2 separate regions of the Mus musculus genome follow, and region 2 is linked to region 1. Evidence: chromatin loops called from intact Hi-C (ENCODE). Cell type or tissue: heart. All regions are shown on one strand.

Region 1 (8,000 bases):
ATCCGCCTGCCTCTGCCTCCCAAGTGCTGGGATTAAAGGTGTGCACACCACAGCCCGGCTATAGGATTTTTCTTCTTTTAAAGGATAATTTAAAAAAATGGATACTGTCAATCAGACAGTGCCCATTACACACACACACACACAAACACACACACCCTCAATGTAAGAACTCACCCAAGACTTATAAAACTCACTAGTAGCTTTCTTTGCCAGGATGAGGTGGAAAAATCAGAAATCAAACAGATCAATGTGATTTTTATTTTTTGTTTTTCGAGACAGGGTTTCTCTGTGTAGCCCTGGCTGTCCTGGAACTCACTCTGTAGACCAGGCTGGTCTCGAATTCAGAAATCCACCTGCCTCTGCCTCCCGAGTGCTGGGATTAAAGGTGTGTGCTATCATTACCCGACCACTGTGATATTTTTAAACGGACAAATGAGAATTATCAGGTACTCATAACCCTAGTCCCCAAAATGACATAAATTTGCTTCTACAGCTCAGGGTCCAGGCTTTACCTTAAATAAAGAGAATGCGAGTCATGCTCTACTTGCCACATTTTTTTTCCCCCGAGTAGGCGGTACACACCCGTCATCTCTATCCCACAGTGCTAGCTGAGGTGAGCCTGGCCCACATGGGCTACCCAGCGAAATTCTGTCTCATGAACTAACAGGAATGACAAGATGGCTCAGCGGATGAAGGCGCTTCCCGAGGAGCCTGATGACCCAAGTTCACTGCTCAGAAGGATCAGGCCTCATCTCACAAGTTTATTTGAATGTGATGTATGTGTCATGCCATGTGTGCCCCAGACCCTCACAATTTAAGTAAATACAATACATTTTTAACTAAACAAAGAAAGGGGTAAATGTCTTATTTCTGTGCAAGCAGAAAGAGGTCATTTCCTCCTATGGAACATAGGACATCTGCTCCTTTCTCTCTGACCATGCCATTCCTGCCATGGTGGTAAACCACCAGCCCAGAGGCAGTGAACCAAAGCATGGGAGAAATCTACACATATTTGGAAATTCAGGGACACTGATTCCAATAAAAGTAACTTTCCACATACTTACATCAGCTCTTCTTTAAATCTATACACCTATTGTTTTCCAGTAGAAATAGCTCAAAACATAATGTCTACATTATTCTACTCATCTGGTTCCAAAGCAAGCCAGAGCCATGAGTTACACATACACACAAAAGGAGCTTGGAAACATCAAATGGACTGAGAAACACGATTAGTATGCCTTAGAGAATTCTAACCCAAAATATGTCACATAAAGAAACAAATCTCAGACTTCCTGAAATGCTTTACTTTTACTAACAGATTCATTTAGGCTTATTCAGACAGAGTCTCATCCTGTAGGGTAACCTGAAACTCACTATATAGCCCAGACTGTCTTTGAACCTACAGAAATCCTCTGAATTAAACCTCTAAAGTGCTGGCACTGGTGTGAGCAACCACACCTAGCTCAACTGTGATACATAAAATGTGGACACACACTGAGGACTAACTGGGCCACCTTATTCTGATACCCACAGAGAGTCTAAGCACATACCCCATATTGCAAGAGTAGCAAACCCCAAACCTGGTGTTGTTACTCCTGTGTTAAACCTCTCCTGTCTGTGCCTATACAAGCCAGCACAGTATTGACAGGTCTCTGGAATCTGACTCGTTTACTTTCTCACTCCCAAGTCTCTATTTATTACGACAGCCACAGCCACACTCTTTCCCATCACCATATGTGAGCAACTCATTTTCTCAGCTTTCAATACTCTCCTGCCCACCATCTGCTGAAATCCTATTCCTCCTTCAAAGTTGCAAGGCATTGTGCTAAGAGCTCACTCAGCCTTTCAGGCCAGAGCTAGACCCACTAGAATTCCACTAATAGCTTCAGTATCCTTAGCAAATAAATCAAGGAATCTGTTTCCTCACCAGATACCACAGCAGACATAGCACCATTTGTACTTTGTAAAGTGTGTGGGTTATGCATACTGGTCATAAATGATCTAACATTGTACTTAAGGCAGAGAGGTAACAAACTAAGCTACCTTTCTTCCCTCCTTCAACATCAACAAGTTGTCCCTTCCCTAAACTCCAATAGCAAAGACAAAGATGGATGGTTAGATGGACGGACAAATGGACACACACACACACAGACCCCCCAAAGAGCTTCCTGGCACTCTCATTATTCATGTTACATACCCTGGCTTCAACATTAGGATACGAACAAGATGCTTACAAATGTGGACTTGTAAATATATGTACGGCACTATTTGTGTGAATTATCTGACCTCTCATATCTGTTTTCTTCAGTATAAAGAATGGAAGTTAACTATAGTCTCCTAAAGAAGTTTAAGGTTATAATGCTTGACATTTGTACATGTCAAACATTGTCTAACAGAGTCTGAGATGTTGACCCCAGGCTTGTTTACAGAACATAAAAACACAAAATGCATTTTTTCAATATAGTCAACTTGGTAAAACTTGACACTAAGCTAACTAATCTGACCTCAGTGTGACTGACCATGCTAGCCACTCTTCTTCTGATGTCCATGGAAAACAAGGAGATCCTTAGGCACTTTAAACTCCCATATAGTTGCACTCACAAACTTCTAAGTGTATCACAGTTTACCCTCATTTCACAGGTGGCTTAACACTAAGAGCTACAAAGTATAGTCTGCCCAATAAAACCCTGAAAGAAACGCTCTACAAAGCAGTGAAAGCTGTCTGTTTATTCATTCTTTAATGCTAATCTGGTGTCATCAATTTCTCTATGCTAAGCCTACATGAGCAATTTACCACTCAGACACATCCACCACATCGATTAAACATGCATGCGCACACACACAAACATCTCAGCGGTAACACCCGACTCTTAAGACGGTACAGCAGAGGCACTAGAAGCCCAGGGAAGGCCCTGGGAAGGCCATGCTTTAAATGGACACCACCAATTTAATAGCTGAGTAACCTAAGTAAGCCGTTCCCTTTTTGTTTGGAAAAGGCTGGCCTCAAACTCAGCAAAACTGAGATTATAGTCTCAGGCCACACCCACTGATGCTACTTCTTACAATTCATAGCCATCTGTAAGACAGGGCCTGTTACAGTATGGACCCTTTAGGGCTGTGCATTCAAAAAGCTAACATGCTTTAGTCAAGTTCTCACGACATCACAAATATTTAGTGGGCGGTGTCTGGCATTAAGGCTTAGCATAAAAAGTGCTAAAAAAAATCAATATTTAGCACATTTCCTATTAGAAAATGAGTTCTATTGACTTCAATTTATCTGGAAAATGATTATTAATAGTAACAACTGTTTAGGCACATTTTACAGTTTACAAAGTTGTCTTCTTCTTCTTTTTTTTTTTTTGTTTTTTTTTTTTTTGTTTTTTGTTTTTTCGAGACAGGGTTTCTCTGTGTAGCCCTGGCTGTCCTGGAACTCACTCTGTAGACCAGGCTGGCCTCGAACTCAGAAATCCCCCTGCCTCTGCCTCCCGAGTACTGGGATTAAAGGCGTGCGCCACCACTGCCCGGCCCCAAAGTCTTCTAAATACCGTGTAACACCCATAAACTCAGTTTACCTCCTAAAACATCCGCAAGGGAATAGACATTTTGAAGTTATATGTAAGAACTAAGGATACGGCTAATGCCATGGTTACCACCACCCGGGTGGCATCCTCCCACCAGACCCTCCACCTGATTAAAGTGCTTAGAGCCTTTTTTTTTTTAAAACAAAACAAAACAAAACCAGAAACATCCACTTAATGGGGCGGGTCCTGCAGGTTGCCACCCTCCTCAAGCAGAGTCAGCCGTTCAGGAGCAAGCCGAAGGGCAACAAATCCAGTCAGAGGCCTTCGATGATACTTCATGTTACATTGTTTCCTCCAGAGGCGTCCTCCCACATTTCTAGGGCAGGTGCCAGGTCTGTGTGTGGGCGCTTCTTTTCCCCACTACAACCACCCAACACGAGCCCTAGGGACCACCGAGAGACCCCCAGCAAGCGTCGGTGAATAACATGGGATGGTGGTGGTCTGCGGTCCAGCCCTGCAAGCTGATGCCAACTCTGCGATTGGGGATCTGAGTTATCTCTAGCACATCCCCACCAATCGATGGGCGGAGAGGGTCTGGCGGGTTAATCAGGCCGGCAAGGATTGCAGACCAGCGACGCTACGGGAAATCAAGGCAGCTGACCCACTGTGGTCGAGCCCGGCTAGCAGAGGTGGCTGGAAGGCTGAGGACCCACAGAGGTTGGGCGCCGGGGAAATCCGGGCAGTTGGCGTCTGGGGGGGAGGGGGCCGCCTGCGGGTTTGAAACTGGTCCCAACCCCAACCTGAGGATGGTTTTGCGCTCCTCTAGGGTCCCACTCCCCATCCCGCGGCGGCCTGGGCTGCACCGAGAACTCGCTGCTACCTGAAACTGCAGCAGCTTCTCGGTCTGCTCCTGAGTTAGATCCTGCTCCTCAGGCGCCGCCATTTTGCCGCCGCCTCTACGCTCCTGACCCGTCCGCACCGTCACCCGCCGGAAGTGATCTCAGGTGTAACCACTTCCGGCCTGAACCGCCGCCGGGACTCAACTGCGTCTGCGCGCGCTAACTCGCGGGCACCCTCCCCGCCCCCTTCCGAATCTCGCCACCAGAGGGCGACGTTCGCGTGTCTAGGCCGAACAATTCAGGACCCTGCCGATCTATCTCCCAAAGATCTAAAATTGATGAAAAGATGACAGACCCCAGAGGGTCAGTGTACCTCCAGGAGCTCGAGAGAGTCCCGCAATTTGGCTGCTCCTTAACCGTTTTTTTAAATTATCTACGATATTCTTGAAGATTTCTCAGGAAACGATTGCTTTCACGAAATAGCGCCAGTTTGATACTTAATCCTTTCATAAAGTTGGTCTGCCTTATTAGGGGAAACAGTGGTGAGGCTTTGTTGTCTCTTGCTAGGAGTGTCTGTAACCAGGTTAATGGTGCTTCCCAGACACTCAGCTCTGTACCTCGTCCAACCTCATGCCCAGGCCACTCGCCCTTCATCCCTTTGACAGACCAAAGATAAGATAGTTGGTCTGAGTCAAGGAAACTTGACTTTAAGTGTGTATGATTCCTTGCATACGAAGGGTATCCTGGAGCAAGCCACCTAGACTCTGTTACTTTTGGTTGAACGCGATTGACTTAAAGCCTGCCCATTCCTCCTTTGCCTTTTCCTGGGCACACTGCGGTGGCCAAGACTTGAAGATCTTGAACTCAAGAGCAACCTGCACTACATAATGAGACCGTGTGTCAAAACGACAACAATCAAAGGAACAACACACACACACACACACACACACACACACACCCCGAGTGCATTTTATTCCTAACCTTTAGGCCCTTCTTAGCCTAATATTGTCCAATAAAAACGTGAGCCACACGAGCAATTTTTTAATAGCAGCCATACTAGGGAGAAGTGATGTTCTGCTGATGGGAAACTAAATTATTAGTTCATCCATTACAGAAATCAGAATAAAGACTCCCCTCACAATTAGTTAGAACTGTTATACAACCCAGCTACACCAGTTCTGGTGCACACTTCCAAGAGTCAAAGTCAGTTTACTATAGACATACCTGTAATTCACATACTTACTGATATGCACAATAAATCATAGACTCAGCCTAAGTGTCTACCAGTAGATGAGTGGACAAAAAAAAAAAAAAAAGTCTGTATATAGCAGGGCATGGCAGCACATACCTTTAATCCCAGTACTCAGTTGGTAGAGGCAGGTGGATCCCTGAGTTCCAGGTCAGCCTGGTCTACAAATCAAGTTCCAGAACAGCCAGGGCTACACAGGGGAAACCCAGTCTCAAAAACAAAACAAAATTCTAGCACTGGAGAGATGGCTCAGCAGTTAAGAGCATTGTCTATTCTTCCAGAGGACTTAAGTTCAGTTCCCAGCACCAACATGGCAGCTCGAAAAAGTCTAAAACTCCAGTTCCAGACATTCATAGGTGCAGGGAAAACAACAATGCACTTAAAATAAAAAAGTTTGCCAGGCGGTGGTGGCACACGCCTTTAATCCCAGCACTTGGGAGGCAGAAGCAGGCAGATTTCTTAGTTCGAGGCCAACCTGGTCTACAGAGTGAGTTCCAGGATAGCCAGGGGTGAGTTTAGAGGAGCTCTGAGGACAACTGGGGACAGTTAGTAATGAATGCAAATTGGTTCTAGGATCCAGGAGCTACGCAAACACTAAATGACTCTGTGATTTAAAGGACTCATTGCTCTTGCAGGGGACCTGGATTTCATTCCTGGCACCTGCATGGTGGATCACAATCATCTGGAGTTCCACCTTCAGGGGATCCGACACCACGTCTGGCCGCTGAGGCCCCCCAGACACACATGCGGTGCACAGACATACTCACAGGCAAATACTCATGTATCTAAAAAATAAAAAAGAATAAATCTATTAAAAGATAAAAAAATGCCTGGAGGTGGGGGGTACAAACTTTAACTCTGAGCACTCAGGAGGCAGAGGCAGGTGAATCGCTGAGTTTGAGGCCAGCCTGGGCTATGCAGTGAGTTCCAGGACAGCCAGGGCTAAACAAAGGAACCTGTCTCATAGGGAGAAGAAGGAGAAGGAGGAAGAGGAGGAGGAGGAGGAGGAGGAGGAGGAGGAAGAGAGGAGGAGGAGGAGGAGAAGAAGAAGGAGGAGGAGGAGGAGGAGAAGAAGAAGAAGAAGGAAGAAGAAGAAGAAGAAGAAGAAGAAGAAGAAGAAGAAAGAAAGAAAGAAAGAAAGAAAGAAATACATTAAAAATACACCAGGAAGGTCTATTTTTTAAAAAAAAGATTTTATGTATTTTATATATATGATGAGTACATGTAGCTATCTTCAGACACACCAGAAGAGGGTGTCAGATCCCATTACAGATGGTTGTAAGCCACCATGTGGTTGCTGGGAATTGAACTCAGGGCCTCTGGAAGAGCAGTCAGTGTTCTTAACCGCTGAGCCATCTCTCCAGCCCTAGAAAGGTCTATTGAAAAGATAAAGACTCCATCACTTATAACAGTCATTTATATCAAAAGAGTGATGTTGAACCCAGTGTCGTGGGATGGTGGGACTGCCTTATTTAGATCTCTCTGATCTACAGTCATTCTCTAGGTTTGGCCTGTAAGAATAATACCCAACCTTTCTGAGTCCTTTATGGTACCTACTGTTCTGTCATAGCCCCAGGCAGTTTCATGTGCATGAAGGAGACCAAGGAGAAAGAGACCACGAAAGCCTCAAGTTCCAGGCCATTTTGCCCATTTTATACTGTGCAAACTCCAAGTTTACCAGATGGATACCCAATCACCTCTACTGTCTTATTTAGCTTCCATTGTCAATTTGATACAGCCCAGAGTCACTTTAAAAAGGGAATTTCAACTGAAGGATTGCCCAGGTCAGACTGGCCTGTGGGTGTGTCCGGGGAAAACTGTCTTGGTAGGTAATGGATGAAAGAGTGCCCAGCACACTGTGGTTGTTCCCAAGCTGTATAAGAAAACCAATCAGCAAGCAGTGTTCATCCTTCAAGATCCCTCTGAGTTCTTGCCCCAACTTCCCTTAATCATGGATCATAACCTATGAGCTGAAGGGAATCTTTTTGACAGAAGCCATCTAGAAAAATCTAAGGCAAGCAAGTGAGTTTTCTGGAGATGGCCCACCATTTTACAAGGCTGTGGTGGGTGAGCTCTGAGATGCAAGGGCACCAGAGACTTCACCCTTCTTGCTTCTTGCTGCCATTTCTGTAACTGTTGCATAACCTAGTGATTCCTAGGCACCTGACCACCCTATTGGGTAAATTTTCTGCAGACCTACAAGAAGATGCAAGCTCATGTAATTATGCTGTATAGACAAATTGATGATTTCACAATTTTTTTTTTTTGGTTTTGTTTTTGTTTTTCAAGACAGGGTTTCTCTGTGTAGCCCTGGCTGTCCTGGAACTCACTCTGTAGACCAAGCTGGCATCAAACTCAGAAATCCACCTGCCTCTGACTCACAAGTGCTGG
Region 2 (8,000 bases), 150 kb after region 1:
GGGGACTTAGTGACAGCTAACCACAGGGGACAGATGGCTGGGAATGTAAGCAGAATCCACAGCAAGAGAACCAGGCAAGATGGGAAGTCACTGCATAGGACTAGCCATGGAGGCAGAGAGATTGCAGGGGCTAGAGAGTAGCTGGCACTAGAGTGGGAGGGTGCCTTTTTAAATATTTCCCCGCAACGTTTCTGTCCTGACTTCCTTTGGTGATAAATAGTGACATGTAAGTGTAAACCTTTCCTCCCAACTTGGTTTTTGGTCACGGTGTTTCATTACAGCCCTAGAAACCCTAACTAAGACAGGTATCCCTCAGCCTGTCAGTTATAGAGTCTTACAACTGGGATGGGCTTCTAATGACAAAGCACTAGATGATAACTCCACACTCCCTATGTTATAGCACATCTTAGTGATGTGCTAAAATACGAAACTGCACCCAGAAATGCCTATACACCCCCAAAGGACAAACAAATTGTTTCCACACTGGGGGCATCCTCAACGGGACAGGCCACATTCCTTTGCCTGAAGGATGGCTTTTCACCTGTCTCATAATACCCATTGTTGTTTAAGCAGACTGACTATAATATTTCCTACAGACCAGGAAGAAAAAGCCCAAGAAGACACCAGTGTCGGAGGCAGAGCGAACCCCTGTCTGGAGACTGTGATAACATAGCCCTCTCCTCAAAACCTGGGGCTGTGGCCATCACATTCTCTGCAGTGGCTGTGTGCACTGGTGATCAGCTTACCTGGACAGCCTGTAACACGCTAAAGGTTCACACTATCCCTCCGTGGCTATTGCCTTATTAAATAAAAAGCAAGGAGACCTGACAGGCTATCCTATATAACAGGGCTGCTATCAATTACCTACCTTTACTGCATCATCAAGGATATCAGTTTAGGGAAATGTGCTGTTTTAATCTCTCTGACAGTAGCAACTCAATTAATGAAAAAAAAATCAGAGTTACTAAAACTTGCGAAAAAGGTTCCTCAAGGTGGGGCTGAGATCTGATTGGATGGCTCACTTGCAGGTTACCAAATTTTACCTGGGGTGTGTGTGTGCGCGCTTATTTTTCCTGTCTTTTTGTTTTATGTATCCTGATGCTCATTTGTGGATGTCAGTGTCTACCCCTTGGTATCCCCACCCCCATCACCAATCAGAAAAAAATCCAAACCAAAAACTATAGTTACAAAGGGCTCTAACATTAAATTCTCCTAACTATGAGTTGATAATTCAGCATATTCTTTTTTTTTTTTAGATTTATTTATTTTATTATATGTGAGTACACTGTAGCTGTCTTCAGACACTCCAGAAGAGGGCGTCAGATCTTGTTACAGATGGTTGTGAGCCACCATGTGGTTGCTGGGATTTGAACTCAGGACCTTTGGAAGAGCAGTTGGTGCTCTTAACCACTGAGCCATCTCACCAGCCCAATTCAGCATATTCTTATAGAGCCAGTGGGGAATGTGATGGGCTACTGGACTGTAGTTATGCCATCTTGTAAACATTCCTCTTAAGAATACTTTGCTCGGGCTGGAGAGCAGTTAAGAGCTCTGGCTGTTCTTCCAGAGGTGCAGCGTTCAGTAACCAGCAACCACATGGTGGCTCACAACCATCTATAATGACATCTGTTGCCCTCTTCTGGCATTCAGGTGTACGTGCAGATTGAACACTTGTATACATAAAATAAATACATCATTTAAAAAAAATGGGCTGGAGAGATAGCTCAGCAATTAAGAGCACTGGCTGCTCTTCTAGAGGTCCTGAGTTCAATTCCCAGCCACCACACGGTGGCTCACAACCATCTGTAATGGTATCTGATGCCCTCTTCTGGTATGTTCTGAAGACAGCTACAGTGTGCTCATACACACACACACACACACACACACACACACACACACACACACACACAGAGAATACTTCGCTCAGCTGAGTGGTGGTGGTGCACGCCTTTAATCCCAGTACTAAGGAGGCAGAGGCAGGAAGATCTCAGAGTTGGAGGCCAGCCTGGTCTACAGAGTGAGTTTCAGGACAAGCAGCGCTATGAGAGCAACCCTGTCTGGAAAAACAAAAACAAGAACAAAAACAAACAAAATACTTTTCTCTATCAAATATTAGGCCTGTGACTTGGGGAAGGCCATTTTGTCCCTTTCGTCAGTTTCCTTACCTAATATAAGAAGCACAAGTCCTCAGTGTCTGTAAGATATATAGTCACATGAAATATTTGAAAAAGAAGGGAAGGAGGGAAAATGAGATAACACATAGTTTTCTGCCCAAAGACTTTAGTGATTTTATTGACACTTTAGTCCTGTCTAACATCTTTGCAGTTTCTAAAACTTTCTGATTATGACGAGGTAGGAAGGAGAGTGTAGAAGCAGGAGCTATGTGCTTACGTGGCTTCATTTATTATTTAGGATCTATATTTCCTTATATGGATGGTTGCAGATTCTTAGAAACTCCTCTTTAATTGTTTTATAACACTACCCAAAGAAAGTGCACAGTGCATAATGAAGATTGTATAGGGATATTCATTGCAATAATTCATTAAGGAAGCAACTGAATTAAACTATTATACTTCTCCAACTGAGCTATTGTGCAAGACCCCTTCTCAAGGAAAAAAAAGAAAAGAACAAAAATCAATCCCCAACTAGAAGTCTATATATATTTATGAAAGACAGCAAATTATGTAAGGAAGGCTGCATCATCCCATAAACCCTGCAGCGTCTTTGCAAGGTCACACATTTTTTTTTCCTTTTCCTTTTTTTTTTTTTCCTTAAATTTTTATGTGAAGGAGGATTTTTGCATGGGGCCTGGGACGCCAGAAGAAGGCGCTAGATCTCCTGGAACCAGAGTTACCAAGAGTTGTGGGCCACTTTGTGGGTGCCTGGGGAGGGAACAGCAATCCTCTGCTAGGACAGCAAGTGCTCTTAAACAGAGAGCCATCTCTCTATCGATTCTATTTTCCTTAAAAAAAAAAAATTAAAGATACTATTAGCTAGGCATGGTGGAGCACTCTTTTAATCCTAGCACTTGGGAAGCAGAGGCACATGGACCTCAGAGTTCAAGGCCAACCTGGTCTACAGAGGAAGTTCCTGGACAGCCAGGAATACACAGAGAAATCTTGTCGTAAACCCCCCTTCCCCATCAAAAATTATATTTTTTCTTGTGAATATTCATTGTGTAGGGTACTGTTATATAAGGATTTCTTTCTTTCATTTTCTCACATTTTATTTAGTAAATATTGGGTGCCTACTATGTGCAAAATACCAGTGGAGGGGGCCAAGACTGCTGGGTCATAAAAACAATGGAATGACAGATTTCAAGAAATTATATTCAGGTAGGGAGATAGCTATTACTGAAAGTAACAGAAGAGAATATGTAGGGAAAATACACAGGAATTCCAGTCCCAGACAGAGTACAGAACACGGTATTCAGGGATAGACCCATTTAAAATGATTTCATGGATATGCATGTGTGAGTACACGTGTGTATGTGGGGGCCAGAGGACAACACGGAGGTGGTTCTGAGGCACCATCCCTTGTTCTGTTTTGAGAAAGGGTCACTCATTAGCCCGGGACTTGCCAAGGAAGTTAGACAGCTAGCCAGTGAGTCCTAGGGATCTGCCTGTCCCTGTCTCCCCAGTGATGGGGTTATAAGCCTGCGACACCACAGCTGGCTTCATAAGGACATTTTCACACGAATATTTGTTGGATATATTCCTCTGGTGTCCCCTATCCCTGCACAGTTCTTCTCCAGTGCTTGGCGAATCCTGGCTGTGCACCATTGTTTTTTTCCACCCGGGTATCTTTTGGTTTAACAGAGACATAAGTGGGAGGATCAGAGATGTGAGCATGGCACACAAAATGGTCATTGTACTTTCCGCTATTTTCTTTTAGTTTACTATCATGTATATACAATATCCTTTAACAACCAAGATCAAAAGACAGAAAAACGTCTTGGGAGGCAGAGGCAGGCGGATGTCTGTGTGTTCGAGGCCAGCCTGGTCTGTAGAGTGAGTTCCAGGGCAGTCAGGGATACACTGAGAAGCCCTGTCTTCAAAAACTAAAAACAAAAACAAAACCCCCGAACAAACCAAATCTCAAATTAACCGAACAACTTTTCCCAAGTCCAACCGACAAACCCACATTTCTTTTTTCTTTTTTTTTTCTTTTTTTTTTTTTTTTTTTTTTTTTTTTGGTTTTTCGAGACAGGGTTTCTCTGTATAGCCCTGGCTGTCCTGGAGCTCACGTTGTAGACCAGGCTGGCCTCGAACTCAGAAATCCGCCTGCCTCTGCCTCCCGAGTGGTGGGATTAAAGGCGTGCGCCACCACGCCCGGCTCAAACCCACATTTCTTATCAATTCCTTCATTCCACAAACATCTAACCTTTCTCCAGGAGCGACAACTTGCAATGGCCTTTTGCTTTAAGGGCACGATGAGGACCTTACAGTGAAAAACAACTCTAGAAAAAAGATATTTTACATGCAGGTAAACTGGAGGATTTATCTTGACTCTCTTTTTTGAATAAGCAAGGCTACCAAGAAACTGGTAAGAAGACCATTTAAAAAAAAAGTTGAACTCTTGGTGGGGGGTGGGGAGGGGGAGGGAAGCAAGTCGGGCAGTGGTGGCACACGCCTTTAATCCCAGCACTTGGGAGGCAGAGACAGGCAGTTTTCTGAGTTAGAGGCCAGCCTGGTCTAGAGTGAGTTCCAGGACAGCCAGGAAACAAACAAAGAAACCCTGTCTCGAAAACAAAACAAAACAAAACAAACCAAACAAAAAAAAGCGAATTTAAGGAAGAATCAGTCCTATTTCAAAAGGGAAAGGTGGACGCGCGCTGCATGGCGGGATTTGTAGTTCCGCGAGTGAGAGGCGCCAGCGCGGAGCGACGCGGCGCTTTTTCGGCGCATGTGCAGGGCGACGGCGCCAGACTCAGAGTATCCAGCTTCCGGCGCGCGGTCCGTGAGGAGGGAGGCATGGCGGCGCCCGCTGCGGTCCTGGGCCCCTCGGCCCTCGGCCAGAGCGGCCCCGGCTCGATGGCGCCCTGGTGCTCAGTGAGCAGTGGCCCGTCTCGTTACGTGCTCGGGATGCAGGAGCTCTTCCGAGGCCACAGCAAGACGCGCGAATTCCCGGCGCACAGTGCTAAGGTGCACTCGGTCGCCTGGAGCTGCGATGGCCGTCGCTTGGCCTCGGGGTCCTTCGACAAGACTGCCAGCGTGTTCTTGCTGGAGAAGGACCGGCTGGTGAGCTTGTAGGGCACGGGCTTGGCGGAGAAGAGGGCTGTGTGCGGAGGGAGAAAAAGCAGGAGAGGTAGGGGTATGGCCTGTCGTTGGCGGTGATGAGGAAGGGGTTTGGGGCTGGAAGAGTTGGAATGACGAAGGGGGTGAGGCTGCCTGGCGGAGAGCAGAGAGCGAACTTAGTGGCAGTAAAGAGGTGTGGCGACGTGGCTGCGGGCCGGGGGAGGTTGAAGTCAGGTGGCAGAAAGTGGTGAGGGTCTAGAAGAGCCCTGGTGACGAGTGGCTAGGGACTAATGGGGTGGTAGAGCCCCTAGGGTGGAGAGGAAGGCTTTATTTGAAAATGATAGCGCAGGACAGGTTGGTTGAGGTGGTGGTGGAAAAAGAAAGAAGGGAGGCCAGGAAGGGCCAATGTCAAAGCTCAGAGAGGTTCATGGGGGGGGGGGGGAGGGGGTGTTGTAGTTTTGGAAAAAGAATTAGATTTCTGTTTTGAATTATCCAGATCTTTGCTGGTTTCAAGGCACCACTGTTTGGATAAAAGTGGCATCTGGATTCTGTTCTTTTAAGGTCAAAGAAAACAACTACCGGGGCCACGGAGATAGTGTGGACCAGCTTTGTTGGCACCCAAGCAACCCTGACCTCTTTGTCACCGCATCTGGAGATAAAACCATTCGCATCTGGGATGTGAGGACTACAAAATGCATCGCCACTGTGAATACGAAAGGTGAGTTCAGAGAGAGGGGGTTCTGGAGGAAAAGCTAGTGTGATCTGCAGCAAGCATCTTTGTAGCAAGTGCAGGTTATCAGGATGGGTTGTATGTGTCTGTCTGGAGAAGACAGGAACAGAACAGAGCACTTTTCTGGCAGGCTGTAGATGTATAGGAGAGCAGTGGAAACTATACAAGAGTAGTATGTGCAGAGGCGTGGAGAGTTTGGGAGATTCAGGCAGGTTACAATGGCTGAGAAACCATGGGCGATCTGGAAAGTTGTGCGTTTTGTTTAAAGGCTGTGTTCAAAGAAGCAGTGTGGTAGTTTGAGTAGGCTTGGCCCAGGGCATGGCACTATTAGGTGTGGCCTTGTTGGAGGAAGCGTGTCACTGTGGGTGTGGGCTTTAAGACCCTTATCCTGGCTTACCTGGAAGCCATTCTTCTGTATGCCTTTGGATTAAGACGTAGAACTCTTAGCTCCTCCTGCTCCATGTCTGGTTGAATGCTACCATGGTCCCACCTTGATGATACTTGACTGAACCTCTGAACCTGTAAGCCAGCTCCAATTAAATGTTGTTCTTTATAAGAGTTGCCTCGGTCATGGTGTCTCTTCACAGCAGTAAAACCCAAAGTAAGGCAGGCAGTTTTGTTGATTTTAGATTTTTTTTTTAATTTTCATCTGTGTGTGTGTGTGTGTGTGTGTGTACGTGTGTACGTACACGTACCACATGTGTATAGGTGCTGGAAGAAGGCGTCTTGTCCTCTATAAATGTAGTTATAGGTGATTGTGAATTGTGGGTACAGGGAATTGAACTTGGGTCTCCAGGGAAAAAAACCCAAGTGTTCTTAACCACTGAGCCATTTCTAGCCCCACAGGGGAGAAAATGTGTGTGTGTGTGTATACACACACACATACATATATATACATATATATGTACACATATATTTTTGAGGGGGAGACAGGGTTTCTTTGTGTAGCCCTGGCTATCCTAGAACTCACGGTGTAGACTAGGCTAGACTCATGAACTGAGAGATCCACCTGCCTTTGCCTCCCATGTGCTGGGTTTAAAGGCATGTATCATCACCACCAAGCTCCCACAATAGAATTCTTGATACACCTTCTGATAGATTTTTAACTGCACTATAGACAGTAAAGTACAAAAAAAAAAAAAAAAAGGTGTTTTGAAAAAAGGTTTAATGAAGTTGAAAATTTTAACCTGTGTTCAGTGTGGACACGCGTGACTTTGATGAGACTGGTGCCAGGGGTTGGAGTGGGGAGGTGCTTTGACAAATGTCTAGACTCACGGTCGCCTCTTGGTCATCGGAAGCTTCCTTCCATTGATTTGGTGAGGAATAAGTGCTGAAGGTAGCTCTGATCTTCTTTCCAGGAGAGCAGAATAAACTCTGGAGGCCGATGGGCAAAGGTGAGCTTGCTGACGGATTATATCTGGGTTCCCAGGGGAGAACATTAACATCTGTTGGAGTCCCGACGGGCAGACCATCGCTGTGGGCAACAAGGACGACGTTGTGACTTTCATTGACGCCAAGACACACCGCTCCAAAGCGGAGGAGCAGTTCAAGTTTGAGGTCAATGAGATCTCATGGAACAACGACAACAACATGTTCTTCCTGACCAACGGCAATGGTTGCATCAACATCCTCAGGTGAGGCACTGGCCGGGGTTGTCAGACCTCTGCAATGGCCACCCTGCCTTGCAGGGAGGAGTTAACTGTGAGCCTGTCCCAAAAGACTTGAAAGATAGAGAGAGTATTAAAGAAAAAAATCCTACCTTCTTTTAGGCATTCTGGATTTTATGAATTCTTACTGATACTGATTATACATTTTTCTGTTGATCCTGAGGGAACTGAGGCTTGTAAACATTCAATTATTAGTCAGCCAGCCCAGGATACTTTGATGCACCTTGAATTGTGGCTAATTCTCTCTCTAAAAGTTTCAGCTTAAATATCACTTTCCCTCTAGCAAAGTCACTTTATCCTCTCCTCTCCAAGATTAGAGGGTTTTAGTGTATCTTAATGCCCTTCCTATTTCTTTTTTTTTTTTAA

The links. Peaks named below come from ENCODE experiments on the same cell type or tissue, not always from the same donor. Only the 100,000 strongest peaks of a DNase experiment are listed, where the experiment ranks them.
Region 2: it touches region 1 in a loop (5-fold over the local background); 9 of 42 quality-filtered maps call a loop at or near these places.

Annotation. Positions count from the first base shown.
Region 1 is chr13:54,618,305-54,626,304 of GRCm38, reverse strand. It overlaps Faf2 (Fas associated factor family member 2), which reads right to left and starts at 4,521. Exons shown (of 11, transcript NM_178397.3): 1 at 4,402-4,521. The coding sequence starts at 4,464. In heart, a CTCF peak has its summit at 4,623 (motif pointing right); a DNase peak (open chromatin) is centred at 4,544; H3K4me3 peaks cover 2,361 bases; H3K27ac peaks cover 1,746 bases.
Region 2 is chr13:54,465,781-54,473,780 of GRCm38, reverse strand. It overlaps Thoc3 (THO complex 3), which reads left to right and starts at 4,941. Exons shown (of 6, transcript NM_028597.3): 1 at 4,941-5,240; 2 at 5,799-5,955; 3 at 7,397-7,601. The coding sequence starts at 4,974. In heart, no CTCF peak of the experiment used is centred here; a DNase peak (open chromatin) is centred at 4,920; H3K4me3 peaks cover 2,079 bases; H3K27ac peaks cover 1,304 bases.